Regions from separate parts of the Homo sapiens genome. Here all the other regions are linked to region 1. A link is a loop called in an ENCODE intact Hi-C map of the cell type or tissue named here. Cell type or tissue: PC-3. All regions are shown on one strand.

Region 1 (8,000 bases):
GGTAACTATGTTCTTGTTAGAAATTTAAATATTATAGGCAAAGCTAAAATCCTCCTTGACCACTCAGTCTGTCTTTACTCCCAGGCCCCTCCTCTGGGGTAACCACAGTCACGGATTTGTCATATTTCTCTCCAGATCTTTTTTCTCTTCATCTGCATACATAAGTCTGTATATATAAATAGCTATTTTGTTTCACGGAGAGATTTTACCATCTGCATTGTATCATACTCTACATATTATCTACAACTTGCTGTTCTGCTCAATATTTATATTTAGGTTTTCAAATCTCCCTCTTTTTTTTTTTTTTTTTTTTTTTTGAGACGGAGTCTTGCTCTGTCACTAGGCTAGGGTGCAGTGGTACAATCCCAGCTCTCAACAACCTCCGCCTCCCGGGTTCAAGCGATTCTCCTGTCTCAGCCTCCCAAGTAGCTGGGATTACAGGCATGTACCACCACACCCAGCTAATTTTTGTATTTTTAGTAGACACGGGGTTTCAACATGTTACCCAGGCTGGTCTTGAACTCCTGACCTCAGGTGATCTGCCCGCCTCGGCCTCCCAAAGTGCTAGGATTACAAGCGTGAGCCACTGTGCCCAGCCTCCCTCATTCTTTTTAACAGCTCCGTAATATTCCATTGGTGAATGTCCCCATAGTTTATCTATTCCAGTATAAGGTGGTCTCTAGTTTCCCACAATCACAGTGCTGCAGTTAAACGTGGGCACTCATGGCCATGTCACACTGTTTGGTTCCCAGAAGAGACAAGAGTTCATTCTTTTACTAATTCCCATGTTTCTGTAACAGGGTGTTCCAGGCTCCCACTGGCCGTGTGCCAAAGGGCCTGTTTCCTGTAGCCTCTCCAGCTTTCAGTATTGCCAGACATCTACATTTCCCCCCATCTGAGGAGTGGGATACAGTAACACTTTGTTTTAACTTGCATTTTCTGATTACAAGTGACATTAAGAACTTTCTATATTTTAAATATTTAGTCATTTATATCTCCTTTCCTGTGAGCTGCTCAATCATTCTATATTGCAAACACTTTCTCCCGACGTGTCCCTTGTCCTTTAACCTTATTTGTAGCACCTATCATCAGACAGATATTTTAATCTTTTTTTCACTTTTATAATTTGTGTTTATGCCACATTTTTAATGATTTTCTCTTTGTTTTTATTGTAGTGAAGTCCATTATTTTTCTTTTTAACTGTCTTTTATAGTTATTGTAATGTTGCCTTAATAATACGTTTTCCCAACATTATCCATCCATGGTCTGATATGCCATTTTCTTCCTCAGGAGAGGTTTTCTACCAATTTTTGCCATTTCCCGTGTTGCTGCTGATCCATGCTTCATGCCTGTTTTCTGTTTGTGGTTTCAGATAAAATCTACGTGGTTGACTTGAGTAATGAGCGAGCCATGTCACTCACCATCGAGCCACGGCCCGTCAAACAGAGCCGCAAGTTTGTCCCTGGCTGTTTCGTGTGTCTAGAATCTCGGACCTGCAGTAGCAACCTCACCCTGACATCTGGCTCCAAACACAAAATCTCCTTCCTTTGTGATGATCTGACACGTCTGTGGATGAATGTGGAAAAAACCATAAGTACGCCCCTGAATCAGTGCATTTGTCCCTGGCCATGGATAGCTCTTCTCTCCCCGCCTTGCCTTAGTGGGGTTCCCTGGGTAGGTTGTAAATCATATCAAAAAGGCCCATCTGGCCGGGCACGATGGCTCACGCCTGTAATCCCAGCACTTTGGGAGGCCAAGGCTGGTGGATCACTTGAGGTCAGGAGTTCAAGACCAGCCTGGCCAACGTGGTAAAACCCCATCTTTACTAAAAATACAAAAATTAGCTGGGCATGGTGGCAGGCGCCTATAATCTCAGCTGCTCAGAAGGCTGAAGCAGGAGAATGGCCTGAACCTGGGAGGCGGAGGTTGCAGTGAGCCGAGATTGCACCACGCACTCTAGCCTGGGCAACAGAGTAAGACTCAAAAAAAAAAAAAAAACCCCACCCACAGTGCAGGTGAGCAAGGGTGACCAGGAGGCAAGCAGAGTGGGTGTCAACACGTCCCTTTGGACCAGCCTCAGGTAGAGCCTGCAGCCCTCAGAACTGTGTCATACTGCCCCATGTTCAGGCTTATGTCTCTCTGCCCAGCCTTCCAATCTTCCTCTTGTGAGATCCTCTCCTCTCTTGCTCAGACTTCCCCAGCCTCTCCCATCCCCATCCCCCCACACCCCACACCCCCACTTCCACACTCACTGCCCTCTTGTCTTCTCTCACACAAGACTGTGATTCCTGAGGTCAAGAACTTTGACTCGTTCTATTTTTCATCCAGTTAGCCCCTACCGGTGCTGGACATGCACTAGTCACTTGAAAAATGTTTGATTGGCCAGGCACAGTGGCTCATGCCTGTAATCCCAGCACTTTGGGAGGCCGAGGCAGGCAGATAACTTGAGGTCAGGTTATCAGGCAGATAACTTGAGGTTGGGCAGGCTGGTCTGCCAACATGTCTGCCCAACATGGCGAAACCCCATCTCTACTAAAAATACAAAAAATTAGCCGGGCATGGTGTTGGGTGCCTGTAATCCTAGCTACTCGGGAGGCTGAGGCAGGAGAGTCGCCTGAACCCGGGAGGTGGAGGTTGCAGTGAGCCGAGATCGCACCACTTCACTCCAGCCTGGGCAATAGAGTGAGACTCGGTCTCAAAAAAAAAAAATGTTTGATGACTGAAGGCCAGTAAACCAACAGCCACCTCCTTGCTGGGCTACCATGACTTCTGATGTGTGCTCTTAGTTCAAATGCAGGAACTAAGGCCACAAGAGGCAAAGTAGCCTGCCCAAGAACACCCTATTAGGAAGTGGCAGAGCCAGAAGACGAACTAACATCTCCCCAACGCCACTCACAGCTCCAACCACTGCCCAGAACTGCCTCCTGAGCAACACGTCTGGGTGGAGTGAAACCTGTGCCCTGCCCCATGACACTTAGCATCTAAGACACAGATACACAGAAGAAAAACTTAAGCAAAAAAGGAGAGGAAATTTCAACCCTGAGTACTACCCAGAAGTTTGTTTGCCAGCTTAGTAAACAGTAAGAATGTTTACTAAGAGAGCAGAGGGACCGCTAGAAAAGGAACACAGAGGAGCCAGAAGCAGAGGGCAGGGTGGGAGAAGAGAGACCGAAGGGAAACACAGGGCAGCATGCAGACACCCAACCTCAGGCTGACGGGAGAGCTGGGGAGGGTGCACTTCTGGTCTCCTTTGTGCATGGCTAGCATGCCCCACTTCTTCCAGGCTGCACAGACCACCGGTACTGCCAAAGGAAATCCTACTCACTCCAGGTGCCCAGTGACATCCTCCACCTGCCTGTGGAGCTGCATGACTTCTCCTGGAAGCTGCTGGTGCCCAAGGACAGGCTCAGCCTGGTGCTGGTGCCAGCCCAGAAGCTGCAGCAGCATACACACGAGAAGCCCTGCAACACCAGCTTCAGCTACCTCGTGGCCAGTGCCATACCCAGCCAGGACCTGTACTTCGGCTCCTTCTGCCCGGGAGGCTCTATCAAGCAGATCCAGGTGAAGCAGAACATCTCGGTGACCCTTCGCACCTTTGCCCCCAGCTTCCAACAAGAGGCCTCCAGGCAGGGTCTGACGGTGTCCTTTATACCTTATTTCAAAGGTAAGGGGGGTCTCCCCTATCTCCATGCCCCTTTAGTTTAAGCGTTTATTTGATTTTAGTTTTGTGATCACCTTAATTAAGTTGCCAGTTTGGAAAGAAGGGATAGCTCAATATGCTGGTCCTTGCACAAGAAATTTGAAAGATAGTGAGTCCTAATCCTGACTTTACCATTAACCTAGCATGGAAAATTCCTGAGATTAGAAATAAAAAATGTTTCTGACAGTGAGAGGCGATGGTTGGTAGGCAGCAAAAACATTATCAGGTTTGAGTCTTTTTTGGAAGCAGGCAGGACGTAAATGAGAAATAGCCAGATATTCCCCAGTCCCGGATTTTTAAGGTAGTGACATAAAAATCCTTAGGCAGACATTTTTATGACTCTGCTTTTACAATTCAGAATGCAGTGCCGAGAGCACAGAGGGAGGAGCGTTGGGAGGGAGACGAGTCTCTGGAGCCAGAGTCCAGCAGCACGGCTGGGCAGACCCGACCCTCCTGGGAGGCTGGCATGTGGTCTCCATGTTCTGAGGCAGTAAATGAGGTCTAAATGGCTCACAACGTGACTTCTACATGGTTGACTTTAAAAGTCACAGTCACCATTACAAGTTGCTCCAAGAACATTAAGTTAGAGGCCATTTTAAAATTGACCAAGACCTTTGATGTTTATTTCCTACTCTTATTCTCTGAGGTGTGAGTGGGAGGGAGAAGAATCTTTGGTCATAAGATTAAGGTGGGTCCAGGCTGCCTGATATCTCCAAGGTTACCAGAGAAACTCCTTCTGAGGAGTCTTTGCAAATAAGACACATTCTCATCAGTGTGGAATGTGTGGGTTTTATCTCTCCTGAAGGTAAGGAAGGGATTAGTTGACGTGTCAGGAGCTCTTTCAGCTTTGCAGTTCCGGAACTCTTCCCAGAACCTGAAGATATTTTAATCTCTGAAACAGAAATCAGGCTATACCAGCCCCACCCCGGAGAGGGCAATAGATGAATATAGTAGCTACGTTGAGAGCATTTCTGAAGGGAAGCTGAGATAACCACCAGTTTGGGAAACTTGCCTGGTTTTTATTTGCCTGTTTGTTTTGTTTTTTTTCAAAAGTCCTGAGTACCTACTCTGACTGAGACTGATCCAGCACTGACCAATACAGTGGTGCTAGCCACATAGCAATGATTTGAATTTAAATTAATATGAGGCTGGGCACAGTGGCTCATGCCTATAATCCCGGCTCTTTGGGAGGCCAAGGCAGGCAGATCACTTGAGCTCAGGAGTTCAAGAGCAGCCTGGCCAACACGGTGAAACCCCATCTCTACTAAAAATACAAAAAATTAGCCGGTCATGGTGGCTCATGCCTGTAGTCCTAGCTACTCGGGAGGCTGAGGCTGGAGAATTGCTTGAACCTGAGAGGTGGAGGTTGCAGTTTGCAGTGAGCCGAGATCGTGCCACTGCACTCTAGCCTGGGCAACAGAGTGAGACTCCCTCTCAAAAATAACTAATAATAATAAATTAACATGAAACAAATTTAAAATGCAGTTCTTTGGTCATGCTGGGCACATTTCAAGGCTCAGCAGACATATAGCTGGTGGCTACCCTATCAGATGGTGCAGATCTAGAAGATTTCCATCATCGCAGAAAGTTCGGTTAGACAGCGCTGGTCTGGACAGTTGGACTTCGTCTCCTCCACCACTCCCTTTCCTCTCCATGTTGACTGAATGAAACATCTGTCTGGATCTCCCTCCCTTTCCTGCAGAGGAAGGCGTTTTCACGGTGACCCCTGACACAAAAAGCAAGGTCTACCTGAGGACCCCCAACTGGGACCGGGGCCTGCCATCCCTCACCTCTGTGTCCTGGAACATCAGCGTGCCCAGAGACCAGGTGGCCTGCCTGACTTTCTTTAAGGAGCGGAGCGGCGTGGTCTGCCAGACAGGGCGCGCATTCATGATCATCCAGGAGCAGCGGACCCGGGCTGAGGAGATCTTCAGCCTGGACGAGGATGTGCTCCCCAAGCCAAGCTTCCACCATCACAGCTTCTGGGTCAACATCTCTAACTGCAGCCCCACGAGCGGCAAGCAGCTAGACCTGCTCTTCTCGGTGACACTTACCCCAAGGACTGTGGGTAAGGGCCTTCAGGGTCTTTGGGGACAGTGATGAACAAAAAATTGTCAGCTGGAGGATAGAGAGCAAGCCTGGAGACAAGTCAGAATCACAGATTGAGTCCTGACTGTCCATGTATCAGTCAGCTATTGCATCAATAGTGCTGAGTAACAAACCATCCCAGAACATAGTGGCTTAGTAGCAGCCATCTATTATTGCTCCAACGTTGGCTGGGCAATTCTGGTCTGAGCTGGACTTATCAGGGCTCAGTCATTCATGCACCTACTGGCAGCTGCAGGTTGGCTAGAGGACTTTGCTGATCTTAGCTTGGTGCTTTCAAAAAGCTGAGGCTCAGCCAAGATCATCTGAGACAACTGAGATTACTTGGCTTGACTCTACATGATCTCTTGTTCTCCAGCCTGGGCTGTTTTCATGGCAGAGGCAGAGAGATCCACAAGAGACTGGAGGAGGCATATAAGGTCTTTTGATACTTTTAGGTTAGGAACTCACACACCATCCCTTCGACTGCATTCTTTTGGCCAGCCTAGATTTTTTTTAGTCAATCTACCAGCATCCTTTACCATTCATCTCTCTTTTACGTAGGGGAAGTCTCTTCACACCTATGATCTTCCTCATCTACAGAGAGTAGATAATAATAGCCACCTCATAAAAGTATCATGGGATTCGGTGTCATGAATTAAAATATGGGGACCTGAAAAGTCTGACAGGTACATGGTTTTTTGTTTAGTCTCAGTGAAACGTTGGAATCCATGAAATACCCTCAGTGGGAGGCCTTGGAGCCAGGATGATGAGTTTGCCTTTATTCCTCAAAGTCATGGGCACCACTAAAGGGTATCAAGCAAGGGAATGCAGGTGTGGCAGGGCAGGCTGTGGTGGGGCCATGTCTGCCCTTTACTCAGTGAAGGCACCGAGCATCACAGTGTCAGAATCAGAAGGGACTGTGGAGGCTGCTTTTTTCCCTTTCCCTTTCTGGGGGTCAGAGTGATTGAAGGTCCATCCAAGCCACACAACTGGTTAGCCTCAAGAGAACTGGTGGGAGCCAAATGCCACAAGTGAAAACCTCTCCACACTCATAGATTATATCCTGGGTTTTCTTCCTCTCTTAGATTCATTTTCTGTCATTTCTTTCCATTCCTCTTTCCTTTGGATCTCACCTTTTGTTTTCTTGGTGAATAAGCAAGACATTCTAATTCGCTGTTTGGTACAGGGTTCCCCCTCTGATTTATTTTCTTTTTCCTTTGTGCAGCTGCAGGAAAAGGACAGCACAAAGGAAACAACCCTCCCTTTAGCTGCCTCACTTCTGACTTTTGACTCCCTGCTTTCTCCTACCCTCCTCTGCTCTTCTCTTCTCCAAGACAGGCTGTGGCAATCAGTGGAACACACCTGTTGTAGGCCAGGAGTAGCCTTTGAAGTTGATCTGGTAGGTCCCTCAGTTTGTTTCAATTGTTCATTGCTATATACAAACTACCCCAAAATTTGGTGGCTTTGGCAATAGCTATTTTGTTTACCCACGATTTATGGATCAGGAATTCAGACAGGGCACAGCAGTGTATCTTATCTGTGCTCCAGGATATCTGGGGCCCCAACCAGAAGCCTTGAACAAGTAGAGAGGATGGCTTGGAGAATTCAACTGGAGACATATGTCTATGGCCTTTGGTTCTCACTGGGTTGATTTTTTTCCCCGGTGGAATCTCTACATGGCTAGCTTGGGCTTTCTCACAGCATGGTGGTCTCAGCATAGTCAGACTTCTTACATAGTAGCTGGCTTTCTCTCAGAGAGAAAGTGCAAGCTGACATCCTCTTAAAAGTTAGGCCCAGAACTGGCACAGTTGCCTTATATTGGCTGACCCAGATCCAAGAGGAAAGGAAATAAACACTTTGTGATATGAGGAGCCCCATGTGCACACAAGGAGCCACATGTATGGCGCTCCACCTTTGGAGAGATGGCAGCTGCTTTTGGAGATGCCTCAAGTTCATTGCAGAGCTCACCCCAGCTGCCTCTTCATCTGTCTCTTTATGTCTCTGCTCACAGACTTGACTGTCATCCTCATCGCAGCGGTGGGAGGTGGAGTCTTACTGCTGTCTGCCCTCGGGCTCATCATTTGCTGTGTGAAAAAGAAGTAGGTGGAATCTCTTACTCTCTTTATCTGATTTGATGCCTCCTCAGATCACACAGACTGGGTGGATTGTTCATTATTGACTTTGTTTTCTTGCTTCCCATTTTTTCCCCCAA
Region 2 (8,000 bases), 74 kb before region 1:
GGAAAGGCTGGGTAGGGAAACTGGGGACAGAATGTAGACAGTAAACTTGACCTAGTCAACTCACAAGCTTGTGGGCAGCTGGAGGCAGAAAATGATTGACTTCTCCAAACATTTTGTGTTTCTGAGTGACTTAATGGGAAGGAAGTGGGTTCATTCCAATCTATCTTCTGCACCCAGATCTGTACCAATCCAGAAGGCAACTTGACCCAACCAGCAATTTTGCCTAATATTCTGTTCAGGGCTCTATGTTAGGTACAAAGAAGAGGCGTACAACAAAGGCCAACAGTGGGGGTTGAAGACCTGTCTGCAACATTCCTCCTAGGAAATGGTAGAGTCTCATTCCCCTTCCCTTGACTATGAGTCCCTTTTAGTGACTCGATTCTAACCAATGAAACACAGGGGAGTGACATTGTGTGACTTCTGAGGCTAGGTCATAAGAGAAAATACAGCTTCCTCCTGTCTGATGTGTTCTCTCTCTCTTCCTTTCTCTCTCTTGGAGCCCAGCCACCATGCTGTGAAGAAGCCCAGGCCATAAAGGGAGGAACACTCGTGGGTGTTCCAGCCAGCAGTGCCAGCTAAGGTCCCAGCTGGCAGCCAGCACCAGTCACCAGCCATTAGTGAGCAAGCCTCGGAAGATTCCTGCCCCAGCCTTCTGGCTGCCCTAGCTGATACCACAGAGGCAAGCAAAATAAAGCCCCTAGGTTTTGGAATGTTTATTATGCAGCATGAAGTAACTGGAGCACAAATACACAGAGCCAGGCTCTAACCCAGCCCGGGACAACTGGGAACCAAGCACGGTATATGGAACATCCTAAACATTCCTCAGCTGACAGGTGTATATTCCGCTGTTTTCAGATGGAACAAAATCAGTTCTGAGCTGTGGCACCGAGCTGTAGACCCACATATAAACGATGTGCCATCCAGGTGGGGGAAATGAAGGAAGGCCTCAGAGGGGAAGCCGTTTTGACCACACTGTGGAGGATGAGGAAGACAATTTCAAGAGAAAAGGGCAATGCAAATCACAGACACTGTGAGCTGGACACTGTGGCCTCAGGGCGCTCTGGTCAATCCCTGCATCCTCTGTTAAAGATTGGCAGTACTGACCCCTGCACTCAGGCTTCCTATGTCCTACTGGGCATGTCCCCTCTTCAGGTCACCTAGAGGCTGCCCTCAGCTCTCCTCTCCCTGACCTTTAGGGTAGGAGGGATTTGACAGAATTTGATGTTCGTCCACCAGAGGTGGTCTGTTGACTGTTGAGTGATTTCCACAGAACTGTGTATTTTGCATTCCTTATCTTTCCATTCCCCACCTAGACCCCTGCAAGGCCCCGCAATTTCTTTTCACCCACTCACTGCTTCGTTAGTGCTGGAGTTAGTCAGATCTCATCAGTCCCTCCTCGATGGCTCCTTCCCTCTTGTTCCACTGCTGACAAAGGGGCTTGCTCTCCACCAGCCTTCCCTGTTGGACTCTGTGCTTTGGAACCAAGTAATTGTTCCATTACTCATTACGTTTTACAGTTATAAATGCAAGACAAGTCCATTACAGAAAATGCTGAATCAAGAAAAGAAACTACACACAATCTCATCACCCTGCCCCGCCATCAATAACCATTCATCTCGTCTTCTTTGAGGATTTTTTTTTCAACACCTATAGCGTTTTTAAAATCCTGTTATAGCCGGGCACGGTGGCTCACACCTGTAATCCCAGCACTTTGGGAGGCCGAGGCAGGCAGATCACCTGAGGTCAGGAGTTCGAGACCAGCCTGGCCAACATGGCAAAACCCCATCTCTACTAAAAATACAAAAACCAGACATGGTGGCTTACCCCTCTAATCCCAGCTACTCGGGAGGCTGAGACAGGAGAATTACTTGAACCCAGGAGGCAGAGGTTGCAGTGAGCCTACATGGCGCCACTGCACTCCAGCTTGGGTGACAGAGCAAGGCTCCATCTCAAAAAAATAAAAAATAAAAATAAATAAAAATAAACAAACCCTCTTATCATACTGCACATTCAATTGTGAATGCTGAGTTTTGTCTTTGGTGTCACAGTGCATGCTTTTTGTCATCATTTTCTTTCCTAATGAATACGTAGTGGTGTCAAGTGGCTGAACCTCGTTTTCTTTAACTATTTTTACAGTGTTTGGCATCTACGTGGTTTCCAGTTTTTCCCTGCAGTAAACATCTCCCTGCCTAGGGCTTTTTCTGAAAGCTGAACTACTTCCTCAGGACAGATTCCTAAGAGAAATGACTGGGTCAGAAGTTGTGGGTATATTAATGGCTCTGGATATAGACCACTTGTCAAATTATCTCAGCGACTTGTTTCTTTGAACTGTGATCTTGTAGTTAATGCTGTTGTTGTTCTGGAAGTATTAGATGACCACTGGAGAAAATTTGGAAACGTTGAGAGAAGTGAATAAAAATCAATCTCATTTCACCCATAAAATGATAATCATTATCAGTAACATGTTGGTGTCTTCCTCTCCAGTCTATTTTTCTTCATGTAAGTTTTAGGGTTTTTTTTTTTGTTTCAGTGCCTATATGAATTAGCATAATTATCATGGCACTCTAAATAAATTAGACTTCATAATTTTTCTTGAACATAACAGCTAAGCATTTTCCACTTTATTGCAAACTTCAAACAGTTTAAGATATTTTCCACTGAGTAGATGTATCCTCATTTACTTTCCCATTATCCTATTTGGGGACACTTACACTGATTCCAAATTTTTGCTCTTAAAAACATTTGCCAGGAATAAATCTTCAAGTTCTGACTTAAAAAGCAGTTTGTAAGTTGGGTAAACAGAAAAATGATGAAAACTTACAATAGAAGAGTTGACTAATTGGTCTTGATTGTGGAAAAGGCTAATTTCTAAGCTCCTTCCTAGATTCATGAATGGAATTTAAATAACTAAGCTTTTTTTTTGTTCGTTTACAATCAAAGCAAACCCAATGAAGATTACTGATTGGGAGCCCAGACACCTGGTTTTCTGGTGGTTTTTCCCTCGGACAAGTCACAGGCCTGGCCTCTTGTGACTTAGTCAAATGCACAGTCAGACTAAACGGTGGCGGCACCGGCGCTGCAGGGCTCCCGGCTGTTTCCTTTTACCAACCCACACCGTTGTCAAGGGCGGCGCCTTCGTTAAGCATTCCTCAGTCACCGCGGTGAAGTTGCCATTTGCTTCCTGCCTGACTCTGACTCACACAGCAGCCTGGGGCACAAGTCCTACCATCTGTGGGCCTGGGCCGGCTGGCGGCACAAAGAGGAGCAGAAAGTGTGCCTCGATGCGCAGGACATGAAAAACAAGTGATGCCGCTTCCTGTGTGCAGACATGGAAAGATAAGGAAGAGGCTTATGATGTTGGAAAAGAAAACAACAGCGGCAACAGAAACCAAACCTGAGGGCAAGACAAACAGTATATGCTATCGTTTGTATAAAAATAAAATAGAGAGCCAGATATGCACATACCACCCCCGGTCCCCCCAAAATAAAGAGCTCAATGGCAGTGAAGGGCTATATAGTCACCACTGGCAACTGCAGAATGGATGCTTATTGTTCCTCAGAAAATTACTGTATTTCCTGCGTGACTCAGAGTTCTGTTCACTGCATTGGTCGGTTGAAAAGTGACATAGGCTTGGGTGGAAGGAGTGAAGCCAGTTCCCCAAACACTTCCTTGGTACCCAGGCTGACCTGTGGTGGAGACATCCTCCCCCAACACCTGTGCCCATTCCAATGGCAGACAGGCAGTCAGATGCAGGCACACTGAGAAATGCAATTAGGAGAGAGAAGGAAGGAGAGGGAGAGAAGGGAGACAAGGGGTGCAGCTAGAGAGGGAACAGAGTGAGAAAAAGAAAGAAACTTTGGCCATCTTTTGAACAACCATGACAATCTTGAGGAGTTTTGGTGGTGCTTCATTTAGGATGAGCTTTTAATGGTCCTATTCTCTAAAGGCAGCCTCCTTCTCAGGATGTCCTTACCCTGAGCAGCTCAGAAAATCAAGGGCTGCTGCAGCCTGGCAGCCTTTTGCTGGGGACTGGTCCTGCCTGGAATGGGTCTTGAGACCCTGGGTTGGCCTGACCTCCAGTCCTAGCCCTGTTCTTCCAGTACAGTAACAAGTGACCTTGGCCCATGATCATGGCTGGCCACCGCCCAGCCTCTGGGAAGGCCTCAGCCCAGGAGCCCCCATCTGCTCACCCACTGAAATGGGCCTCTCCCGCTCCCCAGTGAGGCCTTGGAGCAGAGCCACTGAGAACCCTGAGGCCCTAGGAGAGAAGAGAAGAATTAACAGGGTCAGTTGTTTCCAGATGTCTCTTACTTATGTCAGGATTAATCTTTTTACTACAGAGCCATTAAACTGGACAGAACACATGGAGAAAATGCATATAAAGCAGATGTCCTGGATAACAAGGAGAGGAGGTAAGAACCACGAGGAGAACATGGAGTGGACAGAAAGCACTGCCCAAGGATGACACACATGACAGGAGGAAGCAGGGACCCTGAAGGCCAGCCAGGCTCCTGAGGCTTCAACTCTACCGCTTCAGAATCTTCTGCCAGCAACTTGACACTAGTTCCCTGTATTAGTCTGTTCTCATACTGCTATAAAGACATACCTGAGACTGGGTAATTTATAAAGAAAAGAGGTTTAATTAGCTCATGGTTCTGCAGGCTGTACAGGCTTCTTCTTGTGGGGAGGCCTCAGGAAACTTACAATCATGGTGGAAGGTGAAGGGGAAGCAAGCACATTTTACATGGCTGGCAGGAGAAAGAGAAAAAAAGAAAGTGCTACACACTTTTAAACAACCAGATCCCCAGATAACGCTAGCACAAGGCAGCGCTAGGGGGATGGTGCTAAACCATTAGAAACCGCCCCAGTGATCCAATCACCTCCCACCAGGCCCCTCCTCCAACACTGGGAATTACAATTTGACATGAGATTTTGGTGGGGAAACAATTCCAAGCCATATTATTGCCCACTCAAAAGGCTGGGCTGCCTGCAGGGCACTCCCTTCCTTGCTTCCTCCTTCCCATCTTCCGACTGGGGTCAGTAAAACTGAGTAGCAAGCCAAGGCTGGCCTGACCACAGACCCTGATTTGCTATGGGAAATTTCTCTTCTGATCACCTACCTACTGCTTCCTGCCACCGTTAGGGACTGAGCTAGTCAGTGTCTGCAAGTCTTTTTTTGTTCCTGAAAAGTGACTCAGGATACAGGAAACAGAGATAAAAATATTGTGTTAGGCCGGGCGCGGTGGCTCGTGCCTGTATTCCCAGCAATTTGGGAGGCTGAGGCGGGTGGATCACCTGAGGTCAGGAGTTAGAGACCAGCCTGGCCAACCTGGTGAAACCCCCCCATACTAAAAATACAAAACTTAGCCAGGCATGGTGGTAAGCGCCTATAATTCTAGCTACTCAGGAGGCTGAGGCACGAGAATAGCTTGAACCCGGGAAGCGGAGGTTGCCGTCAGCCAAGATCACACCACTGCACTCTGGCCTGGGTGACAGAGCAAGACTCTGTCTCAAAAAAAAAAAAAAAAAATGTGTTCATAATAATAGCAAGTGCTTCCAAGCACTCACTGAGTGCCAGGCACTATGCTCCATTATTTGGTCCTATTTGGTCCTTATAATGACCCTATCAGGTAGATGCAGTTATATATCTCCAGTTTATATGTAAGGAAACAGGCTCATAGAGGGTAAAGATCAAACAGTAGGCTAGATTTGAAGGCAGGTGGTCTTCGACTGTGTACCCTTAGAACAGTAACACATCTCATTACTAACACAGCTGATTGGAGGACATGGCTTAGATCGGTCGCCAGTGGGGCTTGCTGATACATCACTCTTGAATGAGACTATCTTAGCCACTCACGCTTGGCAGCACCAGAAGCTGTGGGGAGTGGAGCCCTGAAGCGCATTTCACAGAGGAGCAGAGGACACCTGCACCCCAAAGAGAGAAAAGCCACCAACCTCTGAGCAGAGCATGCTGCAGCACCCAAAGTGTCTGGGGGCAAGGGTGATGCTCCAGCACTGTGGGATCTCACCCTTGCCTGCATGTTAGTAACCTGAGAAGTTTTCAGTTACTTCCAATGCCCAGCCTCCCTGTTGTCCTCCCCTTCCCCAGTGAAATCCCATCCCTGGGTCCCATATGGACCCAGGCATCCATATTTTTGAAACTCCAGGTAATTCCAATAGGTGGCTAAGGTTGAGAACTACTTCTGGGAAGGAATGTCCTTATGGGACAGTAGGTCCAAGGGAATGGTTTTTTCTTTTTTACATTAATATTGGGATGTGGGAGTGGGATGAATAACAGCTGTAAGACCCTGTCAGTCTCTCACACTTCGGTGTGGATTAATTTTGGTCTTGATTCCCCTCATGACGGGTGAGATCCAGGCACCAAAGCAATGTGAGTGTTTATAGCAGAGAAGGGAAGGGTGTGTATGGCTCAAGAGGGCCAGCCCCAGAGAGGACCAGCTCTGGTGGGAGATACAGTGGGCCAGGGAACAGAGGCCTTAGAGAGAGAACTTGAAGATGGACAAACATCATGTGCTTCCTGGCTTGCTCCAGAGTTGGCCCCAACTGGCTGTGAGTTTCTGCAGCTCAGAGTCAGCGTCTTAGAATAGGCCAGCGTGGTCTCGGGTGACAGTCACCCAGCATCTGTTGCAAACTTTTCACAGCGCAGGAGATGATTCTCCCCACCCCAAGTACCTCTTTGGACAAATAGCTCTTCCTTGAACTAAGCTAAAAGTCCTCTTCCTGTGACATCCAACCCATGCCCAGAGTTCTGCTCTGTAGAGATACAAACAAGAATTCCAGTCCTGGCTCAAGAGAATGGCCCTTCAGACACTGGAACCCATCCCCACCTCTCTCAGAGCCTGCTCTTTCCTAATTGCCTTCATGCTGCCTAAATCACCTGTTTCAGGCTTTCAAAGGAATCTTTACGGCTTCTCCAAGGATGGCCATGATGCTGCCATGTACAGGTGAAGTCTGTGTCCTCTGGCCCCGATTGTAGGGTTCTGCCTGTACCCTGCAAGTATTCTCTTGAATCTTCAGTACAATACTGCAAAACAGACACTCTGATGAACATTTTATAGATAAGGGAACTGAAACTCAGAGCTGCAAAGTAACTTGTGCAAAGTCACAAAGCAGGTCGTTGGCAGATTCAGACCCAGGCCTACCCGATGCCAAGACTCACATCCATCTTAGTAAACCTCCCCTGTCAGTCCCTGCTGGGGAACAGCACACCGCAGCAAGTGCTCTGAGCATCACACGAGCAGTGGAGCCTCCCCTGGCCTGGAGACCCTTCTTGACTTCTAAGCAAAGATGAGACTGGTTTGGCCTACCCCATCCGACCCCAGGAGTCCCAAACAGACAAATGCTCCCAGAAAAAACTACCCCTGTCACTGATGAAGTTCACCCCATCTCTCTCATAGCCCTTAGAGGTGGTATGAGTTTTCCTCCCAAACACTTTCTTGTTTATGCTATTTTCTTTCTTGGCACTTTTCTTGGGACTAGCCTTGGACCCTTCAAATATATTTTATTACTTGAAAAATTCAGGCCAGGCGCAGTAGCTTACGCCTGTAATTCCAGCACTTTGGGAGGCCGAGGCGGGCAGATCACCTGAGGTCAGGAGTTCGAGACAAGCCTGGCCAACATAGCAAAAGCCCGTCTCTACTAAAAATACAAAAATTAGCCAGGTGTGGCCATGCATGCCTGTAATCCCAGCTATTTGGGAGGCTAAGGCTGGAGAATCGCTTGAGCCCAGGAGGCGGAGGTGACAGTGAGCTGAGATCAAGATCACACCACTGCACTCCAGCCTGGGGGACAGAGCAAGACTCTGTCTCCAAACAAAACAAAACAAAACAAAACAAAACAAAAAAATTCAAACGACAGCCCAAAAAAAGAAAAAACAAAGCAGTAGAGGAGCCAAGGAAGAAATATCCCCTTTGCTCTCTGAAGTTTTGCAAAAAAGTGAACTCACAGCAGGTGGATTAACAAGAGAAAAAGCATAGAA
Region 3 (8,000 bases), 120 kb before region 1:
CATAGAAAGTGCTTCATGAGTGAGGTTTACTAATACTGATTATTGAAAATCTTCAGGGCTGTTGTTCTTGATCTTTTGCAAGCATCCCCTCTCCCACCACCTAGAGTCTGGTTCACTCTGGGGCCCTGGGGATGTTGAAGGAAAGGTTTCTCGGGGCCTTCTGCCTCCCCTCTGACCACCCCACTGAAATGGAGAGTCCCAGCACCGCGTAGGGCTGGGGCCACAGGCTCTGCCGCTGCACTGGGGCAAGGACCCTCCATGGTTTCTGATCCTTCAGTGTGGGGAGGGGACTCTCCAGGTTTGCATCCCCTCAAAGAGTCTCTCTCCTGTGCTGAAGCAGCAAACAGATGTGGGGTCCTCCAGGAAGGCCTCGCCACTCCAGGAATGGCCCAGCCCCACTCATACAGCTCCCCAAGTCCCTTTTCAATGCAGATCCATGACTGGCCCGATTCTAGGCTCAAATAAGCCCGTGTTCTTTACAATTCACATCCACTTCATTCCGGAACCCCCATGTCACACTTAATTTGCCAGATGAGATGGCCGAAACCCTGCAGATTCAGCTCAGCCTACCAATTCCCTTCAGAGGGAAGTCAAAGGCCCAACATCGTTAGACATTTTAGCTCATGGAATGATTCCAGCAGAATGGAGTGAGAAGTGGGACCAGCCAGGTGGGGTGGAGGTGGTGCCCAGTGAGGCCAGACTAGTCTATTTCAAATACTAGCCCTGGCACTGGCCAGCTGCTTTCTAGGCCTCAGTTTCCTTTTCTGTAAAATGGGAATAATAACAGTACCTCTCCCATAGGTACTGTTGTCATGATTTTAAAGGAAAACATACCTAAGAGTTTACTTCCTCTCCACACTCCTTTAGAAACACATGTCCCAACTGGAGACCTGGCTCACCCAGGACTATCTTATAGCCTAGTTGGTTCTGTTTGGGATGATAAAAAAGTTTTGAAACCAGAGAGTGGTGGTGGTTTCACAATATTGTGGATGTAATTAATGCCACCAAATCATATCCTTTAAAAGGGTTAAATATTAATTTAATAGCCAGGCGTGGTGGGATTACATGCCTGTAATCCCAATTACTTGGGAGGCTGAGACAGGAGAATTGCTTGAAACCGGAAGGTGGAGGTTGCGGTGAGTCAAGATCGCACCATTGCACTCCAGCCTGGGCAACAAGAGCGAAACTCCATCTCAAAATAAATAAATAAATAGATAAACAAACAAACATAAAAGAATTGCATATTATGTATGTCATACCACAATTTTAGAAAACATTTTTAAAATAATAAGAATAAGGGAAAGGCTTACCTGACTCCAACTGAGAACTGAACATGGGTCATAAAAGATGGGTTTTGTCCCCTTCCCAGTGGAATGATCCAGAAACAGCCTGCGCCCCCTGATGCACGGGCTCCTTGTGGTGGCCCCGCCTACGCCACCCCACTCCTGGGTTTTTCTCCTGCTTGAGTTGCGGAATGGCCTAGTGCAGTACAAAGGAGACAGTTGAGGCTTCTCTCTCTTTCGTCACCAGCACAGACAGATGTGGCAATGGTGTTCAGGAAAGAGAGCTGAGAGCAGACTCGATGCCCCGCCATGAGGCAGGTGATGGAACCCCAGGTTTCTGCTCCCAGTGTACCCAAAGCAGCCCCCCTGGTCCAGCAAACTCCCAAATTCCATACAGGCATGACTGCAGGGAACAAGTGAGAGAGCGTCCCTGCCGCCTTCTATTTCTGCCAATTCCCTCTTCTTTTCTCTCAGGTCTGAGTCGTGCAGGAAAAGAGTGATGAAACCATTCCCTCACTCTCTCCTGCCACTGAGAATTATTCGTTTTGTTCCAAAGAGTCTCGTGGGCTGGAGGCAGCCACAGGGCTTGGATGGAGTTCATTATCGGGCACAGACCCAGGGCAGAACATAAAAGATTCAGCCTTGACATTTTACAGATGGAAACAAATTTCTGCGCTGTCATGGTGGGGCTCAGAGAGAGCACATTTTAACACAGACACAGGATGAAAACTCTTTACAGTCCTGGACTGGTGGGAGCAGCAGCACAGCTCGCAGGAGACCAACATTGGCACGATCGGCCTCATGACCCTCAACAAGGCTCTCATGCTCCATGAGCCTCAGTTCCCCTATATATACAAGAGGGGACACTAAACACCTGCTGTAGGGCTGTTGGTGCCTAGCGCTCCCATGGCACACAGCCTATCTGGACCTACCTCTAGGTTATCAGCTGTGTCACACTTTGCCGGGGACCACGGATGTGTACTATTATAAATAGCTATTGTTTATTGAAATGTTACTATGTTCTGAGAATTTTTAATCATGCATATAGAAGACTTTGGTGGTGCCCCAGCCATCCCCCCTCCCCACTAACCATTTCCATACATGTTGTCCCAACTTCCGAATGCCATCATTTCCGAATCTATCTGAGGATCCTCTCTGGTTGCTGGTGCCCACCGTGCCCACGTGTCAAATAATGAGAGAGCTGAGGCATTAAGGCACCCCAGGAGTGGTCCTCCCACAGTGAATGATGGGAATCTGTGGATAAATACCCCAGCTCCCTTGCCCCTCAGGCAAGGTCCTACTGAGAGGGATGGTGTGCAGGTGCCCTCAGTGGCAAAACACTTGCTGGATAAGTCACTCTTGCCATCTTCTTCCCCACTCCTGGCTCACATCGCCCTCCCCAAGTGGTTTTTCCTGGAGTCACTTCTCAAATAAACTACTTATGTCTGAATCTCTCAGGATCTATTTCTGAGGAATCCAAAGCATAATCTTATTTTTAACAAAGAACCCAAAGAGCTAGGTACTTTGATCTTCCTTTTACTGATAAGAAACAGGCTTAGAGACGTTTAATGTCTAAGGTTGCACAAGCCCTAAGCGCAGAACTTAAATTCTGACATCTGGCCACAGGGCCCCAGCCAAGCCAGCAAATGTCATGTCCAAGGCGGTGGCTTGCCAGGGAAGCCTGAGGCTGCAGAGGGTAAATCCCCTCCCCATCCACTTTACCCTCCACCTAAACACACACACGCGTGCACACACACACACCCCCCCCAACAGAGAGAGAGAGAGAGAGCCCATCCCACAGAGTGCCCGCCACCAGGTGGTGCCCTTGCTGGGAGGTGCAGGCTGGCCCTGCAGAGAATCTACCCGCAGGCCAGTGGTGTCGTCAGGTCTGGCTGAGCTACTTCGAAGAACCGAGCAGTCGGCCTTCAGAAGTGTCTTTCTGAGGAAGGCTGGAGCCCAGTAGGCAGAACTTGGATTGGGAAGTTTTTAAAAGCTCCCAGGACTTCTGAGCTGTTGGAGCAGCACACACACACGCACTTCCCCAGCTGTTAGCAGTGGGAGGACAAGCGTACTTTCTAAACCTGCCTGCAAAGTTGAGGTTCTAGAAACCCTCTCTATGGTCACTCAGGGTAGCAAATTCCATCTTCCTGGTCCAGCTCCCGTACTGTGGGACATAAGGACCCCCACCCACCCACACCCCCACAACCTCTGCCTCCTCCCCACCTTGCCTTGGTGTGAGGATTGGGCTTGGGACTTGGGACGGAAGGATCAGGGGCAACAGGACAGCTCCTTCGGTGGAGCTGCCCCAAGGTTCTGGCCCTGGGCTGACCTGTGTTATTTGCAAGTGCAGCAAGAAGGGACAGAAGCCTGCTCTCCTTTCTCTGGGGTGGTTCCAGCCCCTGCAGGAGACCACTGGGACCTAGCATCAGTCTCCCCAAAAAACACAGAATGACCGTCCGTGATTTAAAGGAGTACCACTCCTGTTTTTCTGCTGTTAAAGTTCTGACTCCAGGTCAGGCACAGTGGCTCATGCCTGTAATCCCAGCACTTTGGGCAGCCTGGGGGACAGAGTGAGACTCTGCCTCAAAAAAAAAAAAAAAAGGTTCTGACTCCAGACTGATATGTCAAGATACATGATTCTGTTTTTTGTTTGTTTACTTAAGCTGTAAAACCCAACTTTAAATTCCTAAATATATCCACAGAGCCTCTTATTTTCTTCATATTTATCTTAACATTTAAAAATGTATCACTGGCTGTCTTAGGTCGGGTTCCCAGAAGCAGACATTGAGATGAGTTTTGTGTGCAAGTGATTTATGAAGGATGTGCTCTCAGAAAAGCCAAGCTAGGGCGTCATCTCAGGCTGAGTCCCAGGGAGAATAGCTTTAGCCTGCCCCACAGGGAACCCCAAGTATAAATAGCCCTCAGAATCCCCCTGCCTCCCACCCCGTGCACCTGGACAAGGCTTACATTCCTACATTCTACCAGTCATTGGTGAAGGGCTGCCCCAGAGGAGTGTAAATTCTCAGGCAATGCCCCCTCCAGCAGCCCAAGACTGGATCTACAAAGAAGAGTTACAGGTGCCAGCTGCTGGGAGTGGTGATGAGGCCACACACTCACGCATCAGTAAAAGCAGATCCAAAGGCTGGGTACGGTGGTTCACGCCTGTAATCCCAGCACTTTGGGAGGCCGAGGTGGGAGGATCGCCTGAGGTCAGGAGTTCAAGACCAGCCTGGCCAACATGGTGAAACCCTATCTGTACTAAAAATACAAAAACAATTAGCCAGGCATGGTGGCGCACGCCTGTAGTCCGAGCTGCTCAGGAGGCTGAGGCAGGAGGATCACTTGAGCCTGGGAAGTCGGGGCTGCAGTGAGCCAAGATTGCACAACTGCACTCCAGCCTGAGAAAAAGGTATGAGACTCCATCTCAAAAAAAAAAAAAAATTAAAGAATCTTGTGAACAAGTAAGATGCACATACAATCACAGTGATACACATACACATGCACATATACATAGAAAAAAGATGGGAAAAAAATAAACCAAGATGTTTACAGTGGTTATCTATGGCTGGTGAAATTACAGAATTATTTTTATTTTCTTCTTTATAGTATTTCCCCCCAAGTTTTCTACAATGAAATCATATATATTACCATCATAATTGAAAAAAAATAAGTATGTAGTTATGGAAGTCATGAGTATCCTGTGGTCAGGGTAGAATTTGCTCAGATATGCAAAACACAACCATCAATAAGATCCCAACCAGCTCTTGAAACCCCATTTCCGCTGCATGCAAGAAAATTTTTGATCTTACTGTTATGGTATCTCAGCCTCCTCTGGTTTAAAATAATCTCTTTTTGAGTAATTACATAGTGTCTGGGTCTCTCCACCAATGCAAGGATTTTCCTTTCTCCGCTTTATTCCAAGATGGCAGCTGGATGCAGGGGAAGCTAACTTAGCTTCAGGTCTTGGCCTTGTGGCACAATCACATGCTGCCTGCAAGGTTAGAGGCTTTACCTTGCTGCCTCAGCCTCATCTGGCTCTCACTGTGACTCCTGATCCCCAAGGGCTGCATGGGAAAGCTATTTGATTGCTGGTTTGAGGAGTCCTTTCTGCAGCTCTTCGTTATAGAGTCACTTTGCCTTCTTTATGGTGATGTTCTGGTGAAATCACCAGCTAGTACCTCAGATACTTTTTGGCCCCCAACCCCTGTTGGCACACAGGAACTCCTGGGCTCCCTCCACAACTCATGCAAGTTCAAATGTTATTTTACTTTTTTTTTTTTTTTTTTTTCTTGACAGCCTCTCCCTCTGTCGCCCAGGCTGGAGTGCAGTGGTTCGATCTCGGCTCACTGCAACTTCTGCCTCCTGGGTTCAAGGGATCCTCCTGCCTCATCTTCCCAAGTAGCTGGGACTACAGGTGTGCTTTTTGTATTTTTAGTAGAGACGGGGCTTCACCATGTTGGCCAGGCCGGTCTCGAACTCCTGACCTCAAGTGATCCACCCGACTTGGCCTCCCAAAGTGCTGGGATTACAGACTTGAGCCACCGCGCCCAGGCAAGCCCATACGTTCTATGTCAGGTGAGTTGTCTCAGGCCCAGGCCACTGAAGTGCCTCCCTCAGCCATTTCTGCTCTGTGACTTGGGCACCATGTTGGATGCAGCGTTAGCCTGATCCAAAGGCTCCCTTGAGAGATTTGAAGACTCCTCAGGCTATACCCAGGGAAGTGGGAGCACCAGCCCTTATGTTCGTGGAGTCTTTAAAACTATCTGAGTGTTTCTATCGTCTCTTACACCTGGAGCTTTGATCCTGATGGGTGGGGCGGGAAAAACCAGCACACTCACAACCTGCCCCTGGCCTGCCTTTTCTTGTCCCATTTCTTAACTCCTTCTCCAAGTCTCAAAGTAGCTGTCCTTCTTCCTGTAGGGTAGAAACTTCCCTTTTGTCATATCTGCATTTTTCTTTCTTCCATGATTCACTCAATGATCACTCAATTTCTCTGAGCTTCGATTTTTTTGATATGTAAAAACCCCAGCCTTGGGGGTTTTAAGAAAACCCTTTCTCTCTCTGCAAAGTCTGGCATTTGAGACTATTGTCTTGCTATCAGATTTTAAGTCTACTTTGAAACTTAAAGCAGAAAAATGAAGCCTTTCATTAATGCTGTCACCACCTTCCTCTTCCTTAGAGAGATTTACCCCTGCTTCCTGGTCCAGGCTTAATGGCACAAAGGCTATAAGAATGAGTGATGAGGCCAGGCGCAGTGGCTCACACCTGTAATCCCAGCACTTTGGGAGGCCAAGGCAGTCGATCACCTGAAATCAGGAATTCGAGACCAGCCTGACCAACATGGTGAAACCGCATCTCTACTAAATACAAAAAATTAGCCGGGCATGCTGGCACATGCCTGTAATCCCAGCTACTCAGGTGGCTGAGGCAGGAGAATCACTTGAATTCGGGAGGTGGAGGTTGCAGTGAGAAGAGATCACGCTGCTGCACTCCAGCCTGGGCAACAGAGCAAGACTCTGTCTCAAAAAAAAAAAAAAAAAAAAAAAAAGGCCTGGCCTCGTGAAGGCAATTTGGAATGTAATTTGGCAAGAGATATCCTACCAAGCCCCTCCAGGTGGGGCAAAAACCCTTTGCAGCGATGGGTGCCCCTGGGAAATAGGACTTTACCCTATCCATTTTCAGGATGAACTCTTAGGAATGTGCTAGGGTTATTCTGTACCACACCTTGCACCTGGTAAGTGGACAGGTATGTAGCCAGTCTCCAAAATACTTGGGGTTGCAGGGCTAGAAGTAGGAGCAATAAACCCCTTCACCCCTCCTATTGGCAGATGGCACCTTGTGCCTGGCAGAGCCCTTGCTCTGTGAGGTTGGCATCACTTGTGGAGCTCTGTCCTCATGGGCATTTGGGGATCTGAGGACCTTTACCTGTGTCTGTAAGTAAGCTGGTGTTGAGGCTACAACAGCTCCATCCTGGAAGTTAATCCACCATGTTAGCTTCTGATTAACCGCTGTTCTGGGAAGTCCTCTAAGATTTCCAGTTTATTGTTCCTTGTTTAGAGCAGGTACTTACCATAAATCCTGCCCTTAGATCAAGCAACCTTGATGTTATCTACTTCAATTGACCTACATGTCCCTTCTAACCCACCCCTCCCTTGTGGTATATAAGCCCAGGGTCTTGGGGGGTGATGGTGCAGGGATCCCCCATCTGGTCTTGCTGCCACTGGAGAAGTAGACATGGCTTCTGTTCCTAAGACCCTATTAAATGTTTCTTTCTAAGAAACCAGATTTGGCTGGGCACAGGGGCTCATGCCTATAATTCCAGCACTTTGGGAGGCTGAGGCAGGTGGATCATTTGAGGTCAGCAGTTCGAGACCAGCCTGACCAACATGGTGAAACCCTGTCTCCACTAAAAATACAAAAAGTAGCCAGGCATGGTGGTGGTGCATGCCTGCATGCCTGTAGTTCCAGCTACTAGGGAGGCTGAGACAGGAGAGAATCTCTTGAACCTGGGAGGCGGAGGTTGCAGTGAGCGAGAGTGCCACTGCACTCCAGCCTGGGTGACACAGCAAGACTCTGTTTAAATATATATATATATATATATATATATATATATATATATATATATATATATATATGGCCGGGCGCGGTAGCTCACGCCTGTAATCCCAGCACTTTGGGAGGCCGAGGCGGGCAGATCATGAGGTCAGGAGATTGAGA

What was found. Hi-C counts contacts between places; a loop is a spot of excess contacts. Peaks named below come from ENCODE experiments on the same cell type or tissue, not always from the same donor. Only the 100,000 strongest peaks of a DNase experiment are listed, where the experiment ranks them.
Region 2: a loop joins it to region 1, with 6 times the contacts of the local background. A loop is called at or near these places in 6 of 110 quality-filtered maps.
Region 3: a loop joins it to region 1, with 6 times the contacts of the local background. A loop is called at or near these places in 6 of 110 quality-filtered maps.

What each region holds. Positions count from the first base shown.
Region 1 is chr3:45,088,941-45,096,940 of GRCh38, reverse strand. CDCP1 (CUB domain containing protein 1) reads left to right here. Exons shown (of 9, transcript NM_022842.5): 5 at 1,373-1,594; 6 at 3,284-3,664; 7 at 5,403-5,768; 8 at 7,800-7,887. Among named protein-coding and RNA genes, the nearest start is that of CDCP1, 53 kb to the left of the region's middle. In PC-3, a CTCF peak has its summit at 4,616; a DNase peak (open chromatin) is centred at 4,510; H3K27ac peaks cover 6,955 bases.
Region 2 is chr3:45,162,833-45,170,832 of GRCh38, reverse strand. No RefSeq gene overlaps it. Among named protein-coding and RNA genes, the nearest start is that of CDCP1, 20 kb to the right of the region's middle. RefSeq lists a silencer at 3,013-3,132 and enhancers at 2,693-3,656, 3,657-4,620. In PC-3, no CTCF peak of the experiment used is centred here; DNase peaks (open chromatin) are centred at 3,142 and 3,602; H3K4me3 peaks cover 1,104 bases; H3K27ac peaks cover 2,835 bases.
Region 3 is chr3:45,205,837-45,213,836 of GRCh38, reverse strand. It overlaps LOC101928636 (a long non-coding RNA gene), which reads right to left. Exons shown (of 4, transcript XR_001740675.2): 3 at 1,311-1,479. Among named protein-coding and RNA genes, the nearest start is that of TMEM158, 16 kb to the left of the region's middle. In PC-3, CTCF peaks have their summits at 2,879, 3,088 (motif pointing right) and 6,951; a DNase peak (open chromatin) is centred at 3,136.